Regions from separate parts of the Homo sapiens genome. Here region 1 is linked to region 2. A link is a loop called in an ENCODE intact Hi-C map of the cell type or tissue named here. Cell type or tissue: IMR-90. All regions are shown on one strand. Each heading gives the region's core, and the rest is flanking DNA. Links, peaks and the distances in the headings are about the cores only.

Region 1 (11,019 bases), core at 1,689-9,688, 130 kb after region 2:
TATGACAGGTGACAATAAATGCTATGGGGAGAATTAACCCAGGAGTAAGATAGGAAATGTTGAGGGAGGAAAGGTTGCAAGTTAAAAAAACAGGCTGGGTGGTCTGGAAAGTCTTCCTGGATATGGTGGCATTTTCATCTAAAGGGTTGAGAGGCCTGGGCTAGAGTTTCCAGAATTAGCAAATAAAAATACAGGGTGTCCAGTTAAATTTGATCAGTCATCCTATATTTTATCTGGCAACTATACTTGGTAATGAGGAATGCACCGGGAGCCTTGAATCTTCCTCTGGGATAAAGGGGCAAATGTGTTTCAGTGATAAATTTTGATGTGAAGAGGGTGTCATAGGTTGTGGAATGAAGAACACTGCAGAGCCCTGGGGCTCCATTTGCCCTGCTGCAGAGGCCTGGACAGGGCTGTCTTATTCTGAGTCATTGAGGTTTGGGGATTTCTCTTAGATTCTTAACTGTGGGTGAGTGGAAAGTAGAACGTGTTGGAGCTCTAAGACTTCCTCTTAACCCCTGATATTTGTTACTTAGGGTCACATAAAGCCAGATGGAAAATGATATTAGATGTCAGGTACAGGCAATACCATTTTCCCCCTAAACCCAAATCAGCTTTATTTATTTATTACTTATTTATTTAATTTTAGTATTTTTTCAGGCAATACCATTTTCAGGGAACAGACCCAGAAATGTCACACACTTTGTTTAATATCAAGAAAACAGTGCTTCTTCGAACCAGGATTATTGATTTAGATGCTCGAAAGGTCAGTGAGCTTCAAGAAAAAGATCCTCCATATACGATTTTCCATTTTTTTCTGTAATTTCTTTTTAAAATTTTTATTTTATTATTTTATTTTACTTTAAATTCTAGGATACACATGTAGGATATGCAGGTTTGTCACACAGGTAAACATGTGCCATGGTGGTTTGCTACACCTGTCAACTCACCACCTAGGTATTAAGGCCAGCATTCCCCCAGAAGCATGATGTCAATAGTCAGTAACAGTAGTTTCTGCTGTAATTTTGCTTGTAATGATTCAATGCTGTTCTCTTATACAGTGAGGGAAGAGTTGGCTTCTTCTTGGCTCTGCAAGTATGGTGGTGGTGTTATTATTGCATGACATTTAAAGATGGAGATGCCTTATTTGAACATGAGGGCAGGAGTTTGTGTCCATTTTGTTCATTTTTGAAAGTTCAGTTTCTAGAAGAGTGCCTAGTAAATTACTAGGTACTCAGTCAATATGTTCTGAGTAACAAATATTTCCAGTATTACAAGATTTTTTAAATGCAAAAACTGGTTTTTGTCAAGTCACTTTAAAATAATGCTTATTTGTATGCTTCTGCCTAAAAAGAGTATGTTAGAGATGTCTTCTTGCAAATGCTGTAAAAATGAATGCCACAGTGGTTAGAATAGGCCCAGAGAGTGACTGCTGAGTTAATCCTTGCTTCCTGATTCCTAGCTGTGTGTTTTTCCCTTATCTTTGCACCTCTGTTCACTCTTCTATAAAGTTGGGATGATAATAACAGTGTAATATTAGTACCTCCTCTGTCACCAAATTTTTGAAATAAATTGATATACAAAGCACTTAGATCAGTGCCTGTCCCATACAAGATACTTAAATATTAGCTATTAATATTTTAATTTCATATTATCTCTAATATACTTTCTAGCACATGGTTTATTTTCTATAATAATTTTTGAGTGACTAATAATGTTTCACTATTAGAAAAAATGTAAACTACTTCAATATTTAGAGTCCTTTTTTAAGATACTGAAAAAGGGTAAAAGAGTATAATGATTAGAAACATCACCACTTGACTAGTCTAGGCATTAATAATACCTTTGAGAGAGAGGGTGGGCTGAGTAAATCATGAAGATAAATATAACTTTTTCATTGACCTCTCTCAGGAGCTGGAGAGCAAACATATTTCTATGGGAAGGAGGCAGTGCCTTCCTCTTCTAATCATAGATCATGTCCACCTTGGCAAGTTCAGGGCCTTTCACGGGATTTTATTGTTGGGAATCCAAAGAAAACACAGTTGAGAGTAAGGTCTCAGAGGGTGGCTTGTCAAGATGAATGTCTGCACCATTTTCCTCTTACAACTATGCCTATGTACAAAGTGTATCACAGAGGTAAGTGACTCCATCCTCAATCTATCACAATTTGCTCTCTTTCTCCCATGCCAATACATTCACTGTGGCTAAATTTACTGATGTTCTTCTTAATAGTCAAACCCCATAATCCCTCCTCAGCCCCCTACCTTGATTCTTTGAAGTGTTTCCAGGATGCCATCCTTTGTGAAACTACGTCCTTGAAGTCTCAGACAACCCCCTTTCACCTCATCTTCTCCTCTAGCCCCCCTTTCCTTCTCATTTCCCTGTGGTATCTCTTCTTTGCTTCCCTGTTATGTGTTTATGGTTCGGTGTTCTGTATTTAGTCTTCTCTTCACATAATTTCATCTTCACCTATGTCTTGCAGTATCGTGTATTAATTAGTATAGTAGACTGATTAAGTGGCTTCCAATGATATCAGATCCTAATCCTTGGAATCTATAGATGCTAGTTTATTTGCTGGGGTGGGCATCTTTGTAATTAAGTTAATGCTCTTCAGATGGAGGGATTACTCTGCATTATCCTGGGTTATCCAGGTAGGCCCTGAATGCCATGATTCAGTGTCTTTATAAGAAGAAGAGTGAGGGAGATTTGATACAGACAGGAGGGGAGAAGGCAATGTAACCACAGAGGCAGTGATTGCAACAATGCTGTCATGATTCAAGAAATGCCATCAGCCACCAGAAACTGGAAGAGGCAAGAAATGGAATCTCCCCTAACATCTCCAGAGGGAGGGTGCTTGCCAACACCATGATTTTGGCCCCATGATACCGATTTTGGGCTTTTGGCCTCCAGAACTGTAAGAAAATAATCTGTTATTTTCAACCCAAGTTTGTGGTAACTTGTTACAGGCACCACAAGAAAGGAATAAAACTAGAAAATATAAAACCTGTGGCTTTAATTACTATCTTTTTTTTCTGAGTGCCAGATCCACATAACCAAACACCTGCTGGACATCCCTACCAGCTTTCCCCTTTAACATTAGAGCTAGCCATTACTGAGCACTTGCAATGAAGGGCTTTAGGCACTGTTCTAAAGCCCTTCAGAAATGTTACCTCATTTAATACTCACTAAAACCTTATTAGGTAGATACTTTATTATCCTTGCTTTATAATGAAGGAACTGAGTCACAGATGATTTAAGCAGCTTGCCCAAGGTTGTAAATATGGTAAATGCTAGAGCTGGAATTTGGGGCCGGGCCTGATCTGACTTCAGAGCCAATACTAATGACAATGCTCTGATGCCTCAAATTGCCTGATGTCTCAGGTTACTCAGAGCCTGTGCCTTGCCCAGGCAGCAGTGTACAGGGCCTCTGAGGACAGATCACTTTAGATGAATTCAGAAATCTTTTACAGAGTCATTACTACCTGCCAGGTGCTTAGTGCCAGTCACTTGCAACCATTACCAGGGGCAACTTGCTGTTTTCTGTTCAAATATCAAACTATCAAAATCTGAGACAAGAAAATTTCCCAAATCTCATGCAACGTCAGAGATAGATCCTACACCAGGAGGAACACCTGAGCCAGACAGGAATTCTTGTGGCCTCCTAAAAGCATCATGTTTATTGATACACTCTGTTCATAGAGTACTGTGGCTGTCATGTTGCCACGGCCACTTTCATTGTGTTGCCATTGGGCTCTGGGAGCAAGTAAAAAAGTTGAAACTGAAATAATCCCTTTTAGCATTTATGGAGTTTGATCTTCCATGCTGTGTTTGGTAATCTGGAGTCCTGGCTGTTCAATATTCCCTTTCTAGTTCCTCCCTTATAGTTATCACTTGAAATGTGAACAATAATAAAATGGCTACAATATCTTAGTTATCTACTAGGTGCCAGGTAATGTACATACACTATCCATTTAATCTTTTTCACAGTTATGCAAATAAAATATTTTTGCCATTTTATGTATGAGAATACAAACGCTTAGGCTAATTTGTCCCAGCTCACACAGCTAGTTAGTGACAGAGTAGAGTTTGGATTCAGAGAATCAATTAAAATTATTGAACTAGATAAGATTAAAGACAATTGCTTCTTCAGGTCACTTTGGGCAGAGCTGAGGGAGGGGACAGGAAAGAACCAGGTTCTTCATAGTTCAAGATGTGGACAGTTCCAGTTTCTTCTCCATTCTCCAAAGAGCCTGATATTGTGATTTCTGCCTGAGATTGCTTCATGCTTGGACAAAATGGACTTCAGTAATAATGCTGATATTATTTTTGTTATATAAGTTCTTATAGTATACAGTGCTTCTGCCTAAAATAGCTCTTTCTGTAAGCATGGGAGGGCAGGAACTCACCTTCATCCTCAGGATCCTATGGGGCTAATTCCTCTGTGCAGAGGTAGATTTTCTGTGAAGCGAAAGAAGTTTACATCTTCAGGGACTCTCACTTGCTTGGGCATATGCTTTTCTAATATTTGAAAGAGCAAAACATTTTAGCCACGATTAAGACTGCAGTTTAGGCTGAGTGTGGTGGCTCACAATTGTTATCCCAGCTACTTGGGAGGCTTAGGCAGGAGTATAATTGCTTCAGCCCAGGAGTTCAAGGTTACAGTGAGCTATGATCACACCACTGTACTCCAGCCTGGTGACAGTGAGACCTTCTAAAAAAAAAAAGACTGCAATCTCTTTTCATATGAATTATTTTCCATGCCTTTTCATGTTGGATAGTCCCAGACTAGCTGTGGACATTTTTGAGATTTGGCTAATGGGAAATTAAATTGGGAGTCCCTCTATTTGGGTTTAGGGAGATGGATTTATGTGGTTTGCAGTCATTTTCAGGTATAGTAATTATTATTGCTACCTGTCCATGTGCAGGAATACTTTCAGAAACCCTCTTCCCACTCATCTGCAATCACAGAATGAAGACACAGTGGTTGTAATACTATATGAGCATGCTGTGCTGTGCCAGAAGTATGTGGGCAGTAGAAGAGAAAGAAGACTTGAACATTTTTCAAATCATCATAACAAAAAAATTGTAAGCAAAGGTTTTGAATCTCATCAATGCTGTGTTAAGTCAGAAAAGTCAGAAATCCTCTTCTACCATACATAGGGGTGCAATCAAAGAGTATGCAATCAAGAAGAAAAAAGTAGAAAAAAAGTGTAGGATGAATCAGGGATTTAATTAATAAATATTTTTCTGGATTTTTTATGTTTGTGGTATTTGTTAGCTGTTTATATGTATACTTTGTGGTGATTTCTCATCTTAACTAAATATTCACACATATCTATTACTTATAATTTTGTATTCTTTTAAAGAGTTCCCCCATAATTATATAATCTTTAGATCCCACAGATCTTATATCTGCCCCTCCAATACAGCATTTAAACATCCACTAACTAATTAGACTCTTCACTGAATCTTGGTGACAGGAGGGAGGAGGAAGAATCCAGACAGGTGTTCTGCCAGGGGAGTGGCTTTGGAACTGGACCAGGACATGGGCTCTCTTGCTCTGGTGTAAGCAGGGCAGGTCCCGCATGTTGTCTTGGTCCCCATGCCTGACTCATATTATCATTTTTTTTCAACAAGGCCAGTCTAATGAACAGGTAGCTGTCAGCACTACAAAGGAGGGAAGACTCCCGCACTCGCTACCACATTTCTTCTCCACCTCCTGTGGTGGCCTCAAATACTAGAACTAGAGGCACATTCCTTTGGGCTTGGTAAGTTTTTTAGTCTTTGAGAATAAAATTAAAAGCAAATGTTTTACAAACAATTTCATCATAAGTCAATATGAAATATCCCTTAGTCCCGAGGTTTAGGAATGTTGATGAGGATGATGATGATAACCTACCAATTTCTGAACATTTACTATGCCTCAGGGAATGTGCTGCACACTGCACTGTGTGCAGTCAATCCTGCAACAGGAGGAAACTGAAGCTTAGAGGGGGTCATGCAGCTCTAAGTGACTGAACAAGAGATTAAGGCACAAAAATAGTTAAATGACAAATTATGAGGCAAAGGCTTTAAAATTTCAGGCATTTCCCAATTATGCCTTGGGCTAGCCCTTCCCTTTGCTGCTTTCCTCAACTCTAGTAAAATGCTGATTACTACTCTTAATCACAAGCAACAGAGTAGAATATATTCTACATTATGTGGGGTTCAAAAAATTAACCCCTAGGCAATGAAAATATGTTTTCTTCAGCATAAGAAACAAAATTGGGATAAAACACCGAACGACACCTGGATTGCAGAAAAAGTCAATTACCAAAGGGGAAAAGGTTTGCAAGACAACTAGAGCTAGGCAGTTAAACATTAGCATTCAATGGTTTGAAGTGTTTAGGTTTTGCAATGGTGTGGTTTGGAAGCTTTCCAGCAGAAAGGCTATTTTCTTTTAAAAGGATAACTCTCTGCAATATTTTCTTTGCTGAAATAATGTGATCCTTAATGACGTCTTATATGACCCAAACTTAAAATAGACCCTATTATTTTAGCTGACCTCATTCTAACCAGGTTTTTACAGGTCAGCCATTAACTATCAACAGCTTCCTGATAATTAATCCTACTTACCCAAATAACTGTTAGCCTGTTAGCCTTATCTATGCTAAGAGGAAGCTTTTCTACGTACCAGACTTCCTCAGTGAATAAAACACAAACTGAAATTCTGCAGAAAGAGCCAACATTGTGAGGTTTGAGAATGAAGAAACAGATTGAAGATTACAACGCTCCCCTGTCTTTAGCTCCTTACTTGCTGAAATTCTGTGGTTCATCTGGCACAGGAATGGCTTTACAGTAGAGTCAGCAGCACAACTACTCAGGTCAGGAGTGGTTCTCTGGATGGCTCTATCAAAATGCATGGACAACAACATATGCAGTTACCTAAGTGGTCTGGATTGAGAAGCAATGGGGGAAGATATCTTAAGTAGCCATTAGTGTTATTTCCTCTAGGATTTAATTTTCTGCCATTAGAGGCTCATTCTTGTGACTCTGAAGAGCTCTAAGATTCTACTAGGAAAATACAGCTGCCATCTTTGTTTGTCACCTACTCAAATGCAAGACTGGTGTTTGATAAAATGAGGGAAAAGAGGCATGCTGTTATAACTGATGCTGTCAGGACTCCAGGAAGAAGAAAGGTGATGAAATAACAAAATTGCTTTCTTCATTTGGTGAAGGGAGTAAGGCGCTCATGCTGGTCCCATCTAGCAATTTGTAAATGGGTTGTTTGAACATATGGGTCTTAACATGTTCATAGATCGTGGGTGTGTGTTTGTGTGTGTAAAATGAAAAGGCTTATTATTAGATGTAGCCTCATGTCAGCATAGTATAAAGTTCCTCAGGTAAGGGCATGCTTTATAATTAAAGGATTTCTGCATCTGTAATTGCCCATGACATGTACCTTTTCTTTCCAAGTCACATTTCTGATTTTCAGTGACAATTTATTATTAACCTATTTTCTCATCGGGTTAAAAGCATATCCCAAAATTTTAAATCCAATGTGCTCCAGTACATATAAAGAGACTTATTAAGATGATCTTTTCTTAATAAGTCTCTTTATATGTACTGGAGCCCGAAACTTCATTAGCAATTTTAATTTCGCCCTGGTCCTGTGGTCCTGTGATCTCGCCCTGCCTACATTTGCCTTGTGATATTCTATTACCTTGTGAAGCATGTGATCTCTGTGACCCACACCCTATTCATACACTCCCTCCCCTTTTGAAAATCCCTAATAAAAACTTGCTGGTTTTTCAGCTCAGGGGACATCACGGAACCTGCTGACATGTGATGTCTCCCCCAGGACACCCAGCTTTAAAATTTAAAAAAAAAAAAAAGATGATATTTTCTAAGAAAGGTAATTATATCTTACATTACACAAAAAAAAACACTAAAATGACTATATAACCCTGATGGGTTGTGACCTACAGTTTGAATAGCAGTAATCTAAGATAGTATCATCATTTGCCCAGATATCTGCAGCAGTCTATTAACCCATTTCTCTTCTATTTTTCCCTCATGAATTCCCCATACAGCAGCAAAAAGGATCTCAAAAGATAAATCCAGTCATGCAACTCTCCTGCTCAAAGCCTTCAATAGCTTCTAACACTTACACAAAAAATCTAAAATCTTTCAAACTCCTCACCACAACCTACATGATCTGAACTTTGACATTCTGTTCAGCCTAATCTCATGCCATCTCTCCCTTCCTCTGCATGCTCTGGTTCCATAGAACACATTTGAGTTCCTCCAGTACAAGAGATTCTTGCCTGCCCAGGTACAAGTTGCTCCCTCTGCCAGGAACACTCTTTTCTCAACTTCTCATGACTGGCTGGTGTTTACTCTTTAGTCTGGTCTTTTCTCTACAAAGACACCTTTTTTAACCATCCCAGTTACAGTGGATCATTCCTTCTTATTTTTTATTTCAACCCATTGTTTGAACACTTACCACACTTGGAAAGATGGAAAGAAAATATGACAGCTAGAAAACTGACCAAATAACAGGCAGGATGGGGGTGGGTGGAGGACTCACAGCAAGAGATAGTGAAGTCTTTTAGGGCTGGATATGTTCATCTTAGGATCAAGGACTTAAAACTTTGGAATTGTGACTTTACGCAATGTAGCTTGCCTGTAATGCCTGCCTTTTCATTTTTGTGTAATACCGAATTACATTAATTTGGAAAATTCTACATGCCTCTACTTTGATAAGAAGGATGAAGGAAAGAAAGGGTTTGGTTAAACATATGCTAACATTTTTTTTTCTTTGTCAGAAAGTATTGGTGAGCCTAAGAGACAGCAGAACAGTGGAAGCCTTCCTGAGTGCAAGGCCTGACACTTGTTGCGGAGCCATGACTGGGGATGCATTTGACCCCACAGCCATCTGAGATAAGACACTTCTCAACTACCATGTCTTCAGATTCATCTGCATTAAACTTGATAGAGCCCCATTTCTTTGTGATGTGGCCAAGCAACTTGAACTTGGCCCTGTGTAGGGACTCAGTCACATGCTCCTTGTTCTGCACCTTGGTATGGATGGACATGATGACTTACCAATGTAAATTCTGGCCATGGTACCCTGGGGCTTTCTAGAGATACCCTGCACACCTGTCTGGAGCCTACAATGGGAACAGTGCAAGGTCAAAGGTCAGAGGCATAAACATACATTGGAAACGGCTGTCTCCTATGTTCTTTAGAGCAACCCATACAAGAAACAAGCTGTGTATACAACAAAGGAGGCTGTTGTTTGCAGCCATTACACCGAGCCCCTGTGAGGAAAGGAGTACAGCTGGCTTAATTGACTGCAGATGAATAATTTTAAAAGTCTGCTGAGTTCCAGAATTCGGGGTGACAGTGGTAATCAGAGTGACAGAACTCTAGAGAAAGGCAGTGTTCATAGAAAAGAGTCAGAGGTTGCTGGTGGGGTCAGCTCCCACCAGCTGGAGGTTCTTTCTTGATTCAGAACTCACAGAATTTTATGTGGTGTTTTAATAAGAAAGATGTTTCCATCCTTGAACCATCCCTTCTCTAGCTTGGAGGTCCTTCCTGTGCTATAAAGATCACAGATAATTTTCTGGCTTTGTACAAGGGCAGTACTGTTGAAGGGGACCTGCAAGCTTCTTTGTCCTAGAGACTAAAAGTCCCTATTTCTGCCGCAGCAGTTCCAAATCTACAAACAGATATTTTCACATGGTATCACTCCTCACTAGCCACCAGTTGCAGGATGGAGATGCAGGATATATTATAATAGTTGTTTTTGAGTTCAGGTAGAACTTGGAATCAGCCAAATTTGCCTTAGGCTCAAACTGGATGCCCTGAGAGATAACTCCCACAGTGTAAGATTGAGAACATCTTTGAACTCCCATGGGCCTGATGCCTAGAAGGAGAGCAACCTGGGTTTTGCCCCTTCTTCTGCCTTTGCTGGTCTCCATGCCTAAGCATTACATTCTATCCAGCTCCTGCAGATGAGTTAGCTGGCCTGAGTGCCTACAAAGGACCAGGCATTCTCTAAGGCATACTTTACATGTTTCAAGGCACATTTAGCATGCTCTAAGGCATACTCTAAGGCATATTTACATATTTACATTCATCTAATACCGGCCATTCTGTTTTTCCAGCCTGGCCTTCTGTCACAATCTTGGGCTTATCCCTTCTCAGCTAAGCACTAGGGGAGTGTTTCTTCAAAGCTCTAACATGTACTGTGAGTGCTGTTCCCAATGATTCCCATCTTTCTGATTCCTTTTAATTCCTCAGTAATGATTTGTGCTAAGTATTTTTACTTTTTTTTCCTCCAAGTCTCAACCTTGAAGAGTTTACTGTGGCCACTTGAAATTAAGTATGGGCTGCTTTTAATGGGACTAATTGTTATAAGTTCTCATAGCAAGAATCAATTTCAAGAATGAGAAAAAAAATCCATCCCCAGGTTTCCTGCATCCTATTCTCAGCCTCGTGATTTAATCACTTAATTTTAGAATAACGCACTCAGCTGTTTCCACGTCAGCCACTGACTTTTCCCAAGAAACAAATAATGAGGAAGATGTGGCCTTAACTAAGATGGCCTTGCCGTAGGTTAAAGGATCATGGACAGCTGATCTCTAGTGCCTCTAGATCATTGGAACAAAGCCATTTTCTTCCTCAGACCAGGTTGCTTTGATTTGCAATTTATTATAAACAAAATGAACTGGCTATTTTGGGGCTTGGGTTTGAACTATTACCTAAATCCTGACTAGTCATAGTTTGTGAAGTTCTGCAACAAATGCCTGCCTCTGTCTCTTTCATTCTTTTTCTTCCTCTTCCTTTCTTTTTTTTTTTTAAAGAATATCTTTTTCTAGAACAATGAAGCAGATAAGAAATATAGGAAACCATAGAGAGTTAAATAGCATTTATGGAACTGTGAGGATCATCTACTGACAGTAAGAGCAATAACACAGAAACAGACTTCAACTGGCAAGAAACAGCAGGTCACTGCCTGCAGGGGTTGACCAG
Region 2 (11,019 bases), core at 896-8,895:
CTTTTTTCTGTAGATAAAAATGCAGCAGGTGTTAATTTTAAGGATCTTCACATTTCATTTCAAATTTTGCCTTGTCAGTATTAAGTTTATTTTAAAAAATCTTTCAGGAAGAAACTATTAAAGGGCATTTTGATGTCAGAATATATAAGAAGGAAAAGTGCGGTTATATTTTTATCACAGAAAACTATCATAAATAACTTCACACTCATGATTCACAGATGTCCTCAATAAAGAGTTTGTAATTGTGAAAAAAAAAAAAGAAATGTGTGAAGGTGCTTTTATCATTTCCATTTTACAGTTGGAAGATCTGAGGCACAGAGAAATGCAAGTAATCAAGAATTATGGACAAAAATTATGGGTCAAAGGGAGCAGGTCTCTATTTTGAGAACATAGCATTCCTGTATTTTGATATTTTTATTGACTTTATAATAAAGTACTTATGAAAAAAAATTAATGGCTCTTACCCATTTGGATATTCTTCCTTTTTATACTTAATTATTTTGGCTTGCAAAATTTGTTGAAAAATTCCAACACAGTAATTCTCTAACTATGTTCCCTGGACCCCTGTGGGTCCCTGAGAAGTTTCCAGTCTGTCTTTGAGATTAAAACTATTTTCATAACAATACTAAGACATTATTTGCATTTTTCCCTTTGTTACATTTGCACTAATAGGGCAAAAGCTATGGTGAATGAAACTCCCATTGCCTTAGCACAAATCAAGGCAGTGGCTCCAAATTATACAAGTAGTCAGTTGTAGTCTTTGCCACCAAATACTCACAGAAAAAATACACTTCTGTCCACCACCATAAGCTTGAAAGCTTCCTAATACTTTAAGACTTTTCTATGAGATTGTGACCTCACAGATCTATGTGATTTTTGGATATTGTATAATTACAAATGTCAATGACCTTATAAAATGATCTTATAAAAATCATACATGGATAAAAGATTCACTTAAAAATACAAGATAGACCAATGGATTTTAGTGTAATAGAGTACAAAAAGTTTGTTGGTAATGTTTCAGATGCCTCATTGCAACTAATCTTTAAGAAATTACTACTTGTTGAGTTTGGGTAGAATGAATATCTATAATTCTCTAAAAAGATTATTAGAATAGTTTTCCCTTTTCTTTCTACATATCTGTGTGAGGCTAGATGTTCTTTACATAGTGTACTTCAACTAGAACAACACATCCTAACAGATGAAATGCAGATGTAGATATGAGAACCCAGTTCTCTTCTGTTAATCCAGACAATAAAGAGATGTGCAAACATATGACATAATGTCACCCTTTTTACTAAATCTTGTTTTGGTGACATTAGTTTTATAAAAATGTTTAATTTTCACCACAGTAAACATCAACAGACAAAATACACATAACAAAAGGTCTGTAGAGTCTGAGTAATTTTTAAGGGTATGAAAAGGTCCAGAACTGAAATGTCTACAAACTTCTGCTCTTAGAGAAACAAAGCCCCACCATAAGAGAGATGATTTTATCTGCTCCCTGAGCCTGTCAGAGAGAAGACATTTGTGTGGGATGTCAATGAAATGAAGGTAATAACAAGGCATAACAGGGTGGATCAGGACCAGGCAGAAAAATGGATTACATTGTCTATGTTTTATTTTAGTTTAGTAAGGAAACTTTTCCTAAAGTGATTTTTAAAGTAATAGTACTAGCTTGTTCTCTCTCTAAAGACATTTTGTTTTTATAAAATTACAGCCTGGAAAACACACTATGTGTTTAGTCTGAGTAGGTAGCCTGAGTTGTTTGTTAAATACCAGATCTCAGATTTGTGGCTGTTCCTCAAAAATAACTACACAACACCAGCAATTAAATTTATGTATCATTTTGATTATTTATACTTTGGCAAATCAAAGGAGATAAATAATGGTGTGCAGGTGAGTACTTCAATCAGCACTTCATCGACAAGCCCCTTAGATTCCCTCCATTATGAAGCTGGACACACCACATAATCTTCCCATTAAACAGTCTAGAGGGAGCCATCTCCACGCTGGCTTTCATCCCAACAACTTCCCATTTCTGGAGTTGGCTGTTCCTAAACCACAAACATGCCCTTTGAACTATGTAAGGCAGGGATGTTTAGTCTCAACCGTTTTTACATTTCTCCTTCCTTTTCCGTAGGATATTGTTGATCTATCAGAATTAGGGTTTCTTTAGCCCTGCCTCTCCAAGTTCTACAATATTGGACACAAATGTAATATTGCACTGACTTAAGCAAGCAGTTGATGGCCTTGCTAGGGAAGATTACAGAATAGGTGGGTTCTCTTTCCTTCCCAGGTGCCACTGCTCCAGCTGCTTCAACTTTTCTGCATGTGACTAATATGCCTTTAATTTGGTCTTGCTGAATGAAGGTGCTGGGGAACTTCTGACTTGCCTCAGCCCATGGTCTTCAGTGACAGGGAACTAACTGTATGTTAGGTGGGAGAGTGAGCTAAATCACTTCTAAGATCTCTTCTCACATTTAACATTTGGTGGCTCTTAGATTTACTTTGCCCATTAAATGAAAAACAGCCACATGGTTGGGGGGAGCATCTACAGCAGCGGGGTGTGTATATGACTATAATTGATCTCAGCCTCCTTGTCTGGAAGAAATACTGAAGTGGGGCAAGCAAGCTCAGCTTCCACCTCATGACATGCCACCTCATAATATTAAACCAGACTGCTGCCTGTCATACCTAAAAATGAAAATATACATTTTATTTTGAAGCAGCCGCTATGAGAACAGTCAGGCACGGTGGAGACCTCCTGTGTAATTGGTTTCAACTAATGGCGATGATCTAGTGAGACTTGGAAGCTGTGAATCAAACCAAGAAATAATTTAGGTTCCTGAAAGGAGTTAGATTACAACTTAAAAAAATAGTGGCTTTTAATTTGTCTACAGAATTTGTCATCAATAGCAGTAAAAATCCCCTTGATTTATTGAAAAATCAATGTTTATTTATTGTTGTTTAAATATTGTTTGTATGTTGAATCTCACTGGAAATTCTATTCAATTAGGAATGGCTGAGGCTGCCTGGGGCTCTGTATTGAGAAGGGTCTGAGGCTCAGTCTGGATCTGAGGGAGAGAACGTCATGGTTGGCTAATGATTGGATTCAATTCTCACAATAGTTTGTGCGGATTATTATCATTATTCCTCTTTTATTCATGAGCTGAGTGCAGAGAGGTTAAATAACTTTCCAGAAATACATGGTGCAACTGTGATTCAAATACTAAGTTCCTCTGAGGAACTATTAGTCACTGTAATACCATGGACATTTCTCAGGTACCTTCAATTTTCTCATTTTTGAAAAGCTTTGGACTGCATTTCTTTCTTGACAATCTTTCAGCCTAAATGTACTTTGGTCTCTGAACAGTTCAATTAAACACCTCATATCCTGGCAATCTTGCCCTCCTTTCAACCCCTGGAATATTTATTATCATTTGGCCATTCGATGCTATTCTGGGAACCACAATGCTTGTATGCTTTTTTGTGTTTAGATCCTGTTTCTGCAAGTACATGGGACATGCTTTAAAAGGAAGGATGCGGCCAGGCGCAGTGGCTCACGCCTGTGGTCCCAGCACTTTGGGAGGCTGAGGCAGGTGGATCATGAGGTTTGGAGTTCAAGACCAGTCTGGCCAAGGTGGTGAAACCCTGTCTCTACTAAAAATACAAAAATTAGCCTCGTGTGGTGGCAGGCTCCTGTAATCCCAGCTACTTGGGAGGCTGAGGCAGAGAATTGCTTGAACCCAGGAGGCAGAGGTTGCAGTGAGGCTGAGATCATGCCAGTGCACTCCAGCCTGAGTGAGAGAGTGAGACTCCATCTCAAAAAAAAAAAAAAAGGAAAGATGAATCAGTGATCCCCTTCCCGCCCCACGCCCACCCCACCCCCCCCGTGACACTCCCGGCAGTGATGAGCATAGTATTTTGCATATGGTCAATGTTTAAAAATATTAGTTGGTTGGTTGATATGACCCAGGCCACCAAGCTATGAGATATTGTAATAGACTGAACCTAGTATTTGCCACAGAATGAGGGGCAACCAGATGCTGGTTTCTGAGTCAGTATTGCCTGAGGTATGTTTGACTTGGTGATCAGGAATGGCAAGTGCCCTCTACCCCACAGCTGATGCTCTCTAACCTTCTGGCCATTAAGAATGCCTGTTTATCTTCTTGCCTTCATCAACAGCAGCTGTTTATTTAGCAGCCTGACTTAAGACATTTCGTATATATACTCAATGAAGGCTTTCTTTCCCTATTATTTTTCTGTGGAGGGTAAAATACTGTCTTGTTTTTCCAGTTCTCCTCCTAAGTGTGATGATTTAGATGTTCCTGCTGTTAACTGGCAGCTTTTCCATTTCCTTCTAGCATGGAGTGCCCCAGACTTCTCCACAGAAGCCACTAATGAGCTTCTTGCCTTTCAAGCCCCTGATTCACTAATAACAGAATTTCAGCAATGTCTGAAGTTCGGGACCTTATCTTTTCTTCCTTTAGAAAACAAACAAGCAAAGAAAATATGTTACTTGCTGAAGCCACTGACTCAATCCTGTCTGTTTAAGGTTTTAAAACAGAGAATTTATTCAAGAATCTCAGCTTCTGCTTTGCAAATGAGTTGAAAGCTTAAGGATTTGACCCCAACTTTCAAAGTAAGTATACCTTGTCAAGTTTTTTTCCATCTCTTGCTGCCTACATTCAGTCTTTTTCAATGATACTTCATGCTTCTAAGTATGTTTCTGCCTTCTTCCTAATTAATATTGACCGAGTTCCCAAGTGTGTTGGGAACAATTCTAGGGACTGTGTGGATGGAACACAGAAATGAAAATGTTCCCGCCCTATCCCTTCTGCTTGACTTCTGGCTCTAAATGATGCCATTCATTCTATCCGCCTGTTGGCCCCACACGCAACTTTCTGTCATTCACACTATGCCAAGAGATCATCAATGCCCTTTTGTCCTGCGTCCCTCGGAGCCTTGCAAAGCACAGAGCACAGCAGAACTGTCAGCAGCACAAATGCCACTTCTGCCAAACCTGCTCTTACTGTGTCCTCTGATGAACCAGCAGCCTTTGCAGCTGTCTTCCCAGAGTGGGTTTATGAATATAAGGCCTGCCGTCTTTCCTCTCCAGTTCTGTCTGCCTCAGTACTAGTTAGAATGACTAAACCAGACAGAGTGCAAAGCCCATGTCTCCCAGTGGGTAACTCAGTCCACTGGTCTCTTCACATTCAGATTCTCTCATCTTACACCTCCAAGGACAACATGGTATAGTTTTGCTTTCCTTTTGATGTCTTGTCTTGTCTTTCTTTTTTCTTTTCTTTTTTTCCTTTTTTTTCTGCCCTTCTGTGTCAGGGCTCTCAAATGTGTGTTCCTGTACCTCAAAAATACATAGAGATGATTGCAAAGAAAAATAAATATACTTCTTCTTTCTCCAAACATGCGTAAGTCATCATTCCCGTGTTCATAAACACATGCTGTATCTGCCTCAGCATTCTTGCCAGACATGGATGATGTTTTACTTTCCCTTCTGAAAAAAATTCGAAATTTCATCTCTTGTGAAATTATCTTGGGCTTCTCTTCAGACTCAAGTCCAATGTGTGTGAAGTCATACAGATTAGAGAGCTCTGTTCCCAGAATCTGTGAGGTAACCATGAGCTTTTTCCAGCCCTCTGGATGCCTCCTCATCTTGTCAACTACGAGAAGTTAGAAGTGGTAGCTTTTCATATCATTACATTAATTATACAAGGTAGAGGCATATGCACACTTTCTTTAAAAAGACAGAAAATAGAGATTTTAATTATACAAGATAGAGGCATATGCACACTTTCTTTAAAAAGACAGAAAATAGAGATTATAATTCTTTCATGTTTGTGAGGTACTTATCACTACTCCATTTTACAGTTATAACTTTTTCTGTCTTCTAAATATTTTATTCCTGTATGTTGGAAACTTGGAAGTTTAAATTCACCCAGAATCCACTGATGGAGATTCATTCTTATCTGAGACTTCACACAGTAAACTTGTTTCTTTTTGTTAGTTTGTTCAGGAATTGTTTCCTTGCCTTTGTTTTTCTAAGAAATTATAGAAAGTTCTTTCCATTATGCTGAATACAATAGTCTTCAAAACTTCACAGCCACAAACATACAGCTTACTTATATCTTAGGTATCACTTAATATGCTGTGAAGAGATGAGAGCTTTCCTAAGGCCTTCCTGCTCTATGAACTTTGGTGAATTTACCAACAGGACCTCTGCTGTCTCCAATCCCATCACTAACCTGCCTTCAGCTGCGTTCTCAACTCATTCTTCAATACCTATTGAGAGCTTACTACCTTTCAGACCTATTCTAGGGACAAACAGAGAACTAAGACACGGCTCCTGCCCCAGTTAAACTTAAGTTCTGGGGGGAGGTAAGTGGTGGGAATGGGGAGAGGTGACATGTGCTCACTTAGTTATGATATAATGTGATGAATTCTCTAAGAGGAAAGAAATCAATTTTGTGAGACACCTCCTCCCCCATGAAAAAATTCCTAACTTGGCTAAGGGATATCTTCTAGAAAAAAAAAATTTTTTTTTGAGCTGGTTTTGAAGACTGGGTAACAGTGCTCCATACCCTGGAGAGGAGAAGACATTTCAGATAGGGAAGGTAACAGCATTCAAACCCTTAGTGGCCATAAATAGGCTAGGCTGGTTTAAAGAAAGTAAGACATTTGATATGGCTGGAGTATAAGATGTATGACTGGGGACTCTAAAATATTTACCTAGTTTCTTATTACCATTTAAATCATTATAGATTATCCTACTTTATGAAGGTAGAGGCACTGCTTGAAGACTGGTAAGAATGTATCTACCGTGCCTGTCACTGTTTTTTGCTTAGTAGCAACATTCTCAAAACAGTTAAGAAGCTCAGTTAACTGATGTTCCTTTTCTCAAGCACTGACTCTGGTTAATCTTCTCCCCAAGCTCTTTATCTTGGTGTAGATAACTTGAGGTCTTCCTCTTATTCGTCAGTTAAATGGCTGAGCAATCAGACTTGCAGTGTCTCCCACATTGCCGTATTGATACCAGCTTCTGGCCTCATTATCAGGAATCACTAGCTGCTAGTTTCCAGACACAGTTGGTGGTATGTCAGTTTTTAATATCAATTTAGAGATTTATATTTATCTGACTTCCAAAAAGAAAAGGTACTTGAAAAACTGACTATTGGTACTGACATGTATTAGATACCATGAGTCATATATTCTCTTTTTTAAATTTGAAAATTATACTTTTAAAAGTCATTTAATTTTCATTCAATGAGAGGTTGGAGCCTGGAGAGAAGTCTCATGGGGCTTATAAAAGGTTGAACCTCTCTACCTGGCTCCTCTACCTGCTCAGGTATAGGATGTATCTGGAGTCTTATTTGGGAGTGGGACACTAACAACTGCTATAAAAATTCATATTCCCTACTCTGGCAATGTGGACACTAAAGATTCAGTATGGCCATGTTGTTTGTTGTTTATGCCCTGCCTGACATTTCAAAAACCATGTGAGAAGTTGCTAGGGTAGAGGAATTACAGTCAGAAAGAAGAATAGGTGACAAAAAACAGAAAGAAGGTAAGGAAGAGGAAATAGGAGGATTGAAGAGAAGCAGGCAGGGTGGGGTGAGGACCTTGTTGTTCTCACTGAGTAGATCTAGACACAGGTGCCACGTTATTTAATACTAATATTAGCCAGGAGAAGACAGGTCTGAAGGTAGAAAGCCAGGGAGGAGTGGCGTTGAATTCTTTTCTGCTGAAAGTGGTGTGCAGTGGTGGGCTCTTGTGCAAATTTCCCTTGGGATTGTAGCCTTCTCTTTTATGAACTTCTCACTCCTGTTATTTCCAGTTCCGGACCTTCTGATCAGAGACTACTGGAATTTCCAGCTCTCTAGGCACTAATTTCAGGGGCTGAAACAGCAACCCCTCTGCAGCGCCTACCACAACCACTGCTGCCCTGCTGGGCTGTGGGGTTGTGCCAGCCCGGGCACTCTTGCCCAGGAAATAGAAGGTGGCATTTAAGTAGCACTTAGGACTATCCTAACCAATCCTAAAGACTCGGAGTCAGGCCAATTCTAAATTAAGCTTTCTTGGGCAAATGAATAAGGACTCAAGAAACCTCAGAGTGGAAACAAAAAAATATATGAAAATTCGTTAGCTCCAAACATATTTCTACTATCCTTCAGTTTTGACAGATATTAACATGATTCAATGTTTCTATAATTTATTTTTTGTTTTAGATATTTTCAGGGTTCAAGTTTTAAAATATATCTCAATCGAAACTCAGTACTATTTAAAATACCCAAATGATGATATTATAGAATTGAAAAAGATCTTTTTTTAAAAAAAATTTATAAGAAAACTGAAGCTCAGGAGAAGCAGGTGGCTTGATCAAAGTCTCACAGCTGGCATAGAGGGACAAAAAAGCAAACTTTCTGATGTCAGGTAAAGTGTGCTTTCCTTCATAAAACCACATCAAATTCATTTTCTGAAATACGTAACAAAAAGATGGAGCAATGGATTTATTTTTGTTTCATAGTATTCTTTAAAGTCCCTTATAAAGTGATTCTGGAGTGGCTACTTGCATTTTTTTTTTATGTTGTTCATCTAAAGGCTGAATTGCTTGGTGTCTTGGTGTCTCCCAGTGATCTCACCCAGAATCAGTGCCATGAAAGTAAGCTGGTAGAAATCTATGGCTAAGATGCTCTGTCTTGACCTCAGAGCAATTACTTTCCCTGAACAAAATGCACACTGAGGGATGCCAGTGCCTACTGTTCTGGAAGAGGGCAACATTTGTCTTAGGATTCTTACCCAGATTTTCACAATGCATTCTGAAACTCGGCACTAGGTCATTAGGCTGAAGCTCTGTACTGAAGCCAAGTGGCGTTTAAACCACCAGACTGAAAGCTTATGCACCATGGGCTGTAGCCATGTTCTCAAATGTGACTCAACTGTGGTTTGAGATGTGTCTGTATGGGGTACTGGAAAGAATGCTGGTTTGGGTTGGGCACACTAAATTTTGGTTCCAGCTCTGCCTCTAATCAGGTGGTCACAGTAAATCCTGTCAGCTCCCTGCAATTCAGTTACTCATCTGTGAAGTATCTCTGTCTTGCCTATATAGAGTGAGTTATTCCATCCAGCAAATGAGTTAACAGAAATGAAGAATATTTGTAAATGTAATGGGTTAAAGAAATGCAGATTACTATTATGTTGATACTAATATTTGGATAGTATTGAAACGGTTAAGCTATTGTTTGACCGTGTGTGGTCAAATGTCTCCTAACAGGCCTCGTATGCTCAAATACAAAGCTAAGGATTAAAGCCAAAGTCTGTATGACACACATTATGCTGTAGAGGAAGATATTCTGGTTTGTTCTGTGCCTTTCAAATTAAATATACTCAGTTCTGTGCATTGACGTAACAGACCAGGGAAGATGTGTCGATAAACTGTGGGCTGTGCAATGCTATTCACATTCTGTGTATTACTATTACAAAAAGTCTTTTCCTTTTGGACCCTTTCCCTGTACCAGACCTTCATTTCTAAGCAAGTTCCTTACATTACTTTTGAAAATTAAAGCTAAAGAAATAAGTTTTTCCTCTGGATTTTTTTTACAGTAATTTTGTTCCTTCATCTAGATGTTTCTGTCAAATATTACAAATAAATTCAATCATTAATTTAACAGATATTTATTTAAATCTGCTGGGCACCACCACTGCTCTAGAGATAGATCTGTGAACAAAACAGACAGTCTTCCAGCATTATCATGTTTCATATTTTTATGATATTTCTAGGTATCTCAATTTATATTATAGGATCTTCTATGTGTTCAAGACTAACAGTGACCAACCTCTGATGGTCAGTATTCTGAAATGTTTGTTTACTTTTGTTTCTTTCCTAGATCTCTGATCTGTCTAGCTCTACTCTGCCACTCTTCTTCCCTTAAAATCAGCTTTTGACCTTTATTCCAGGTCAAGCTATTACATAATTCATCTTTGGATGAAGGAAGTTTAAGATGGGCAGCTCCAATATAATTATTTATTTATGAGGATTCGTAAATGTTCATTCTGTCTAACTAATCTCCAGCCCCAGGACATGCTCAAGGCCTTAATCTTCCCAGGTCACTTTGCATTGCTGGATAGTTTTATAGGATTTGTTAACTTAGTCAATTGCACATTCAGGTTCCCTAAAATTAGTTGGGCCCTTGCCGAGCAGAGCAAAATCCATGTTCCTCTTTGTTGACAACATACTAGTCTCTCCAACTATCACTACTTAAAACTTTCAGTCCTTAGGATGTGCACTTCTCATATCAATTCAACCCCGATATTTGTCCTTGGTTAGTGATCTCTCTTTCAACCACTTCTCACTCCCTGTTTCCCATCTGACTCTTTTGCAAACCTTTTGCTACACGGAATCCAGAGGAATGTTTCTGAACCCGAAGTCCTGTTGTGGCAAGCTCTCTCTGATAATAAAGAGTTGAAAATCCTTAACTCAGTGTGATGGTTAATATTAAGTGTCAACTTGATTGGACTGAAGAATGCAAAGTATTGTTTTTGGGTATGTCTTCCAGGGTGTTGCTAGAGGAGATTAACATTTGAGTCAGTGGACTGGGAGAGGCAGACCCACCCTTAATCTGGGTGGGCGCCATCCCCTCAGCTGCCAGTGTGGCTAGAAAAAACAGGCAGAAGGTGGAATTAGCAGACTTGCTGAGTCTTCTAGGCTTCACCTTTTTCCCATGCTGGATGCTTCCTGCCCTTGAACATTAAACTCCAAGTTATTTGGCTTTTGGCCTCTTGAATTTACACTAGTGGTTTTGCCAGGGCCTCTCAAGCCTTCAGCCACATACTGAAGGCTACACTGTCGGCTTCTCTACTTTTGAAGTTTTGGGACTCAGACTCATCCACTACTGGCTTCCTTGCCCCTCAACTTGCAGACGGCCTGTCATGGGACTTTACCTTGTGATCATGTGAGTCAATTCTCCTTAATAAACTCCCTTTCATATATATATATCTTTC

Evidence for each region. Hi-C counts contacts between places; a loop is a spot of excess contacts. Peaks named below come from ENCODE experiments on the same cell type or tissue, not always from the same donor. Only the 100,000 strongest peaks of a DNase experiment are listed, where the experiment ranks them.
Region 1: a loop joins it to region 2, with 2.8 times the contacts of the local background. A loop is called at or near these places in 31 of 110 quality-filtered maps.

The regions. Positions count from the first base shown.
Region 1 is chr6:81,762,346-81,773,364 of GRCh38, reverse strand. It overlaps LOC105377873 (a long non-coding RNA gene), which reads left to right and starts at 4,950. Exons shown (of 3, transcript XR_942729.3): 1 at 4,950-5,085; 2 at 5,638-5,768; 3 at 8,808-11,019. It overlaps LOC124900219 (small nucleolar RNA SNORA70), which reads right to left and starts at 9,341; the gene lies at 9,209-9,341. RefSeq lists an enhancer at 360-499. In IMR-90, for the core only: no CTCF peak of the experiment used is centred there; DNase peaks (open chromatin) are centred at 6,434 and 6,774; H3K27ac peaks cover 474 bases.
Region 2 is chr6:81,889,039-81,900,057 of GRCh38, reverse strand. All of the region lies in intron 3 of LINC02542 (long intergenic non-protein coding RNA 2542), which reads left to right. Among named protein-coding and RNA genes, the nearest start is that of LINC01526, 80 kb to the right of the region's middle. In IMR-90, for the core only: no CTCF peak of the experiment used is centred there; DNase peaks (open chromatin) are centred at 4,427 and 5,547; H3K4me3 peaks cover 431 bases; H3K27ac peaks cover 1,377 bases.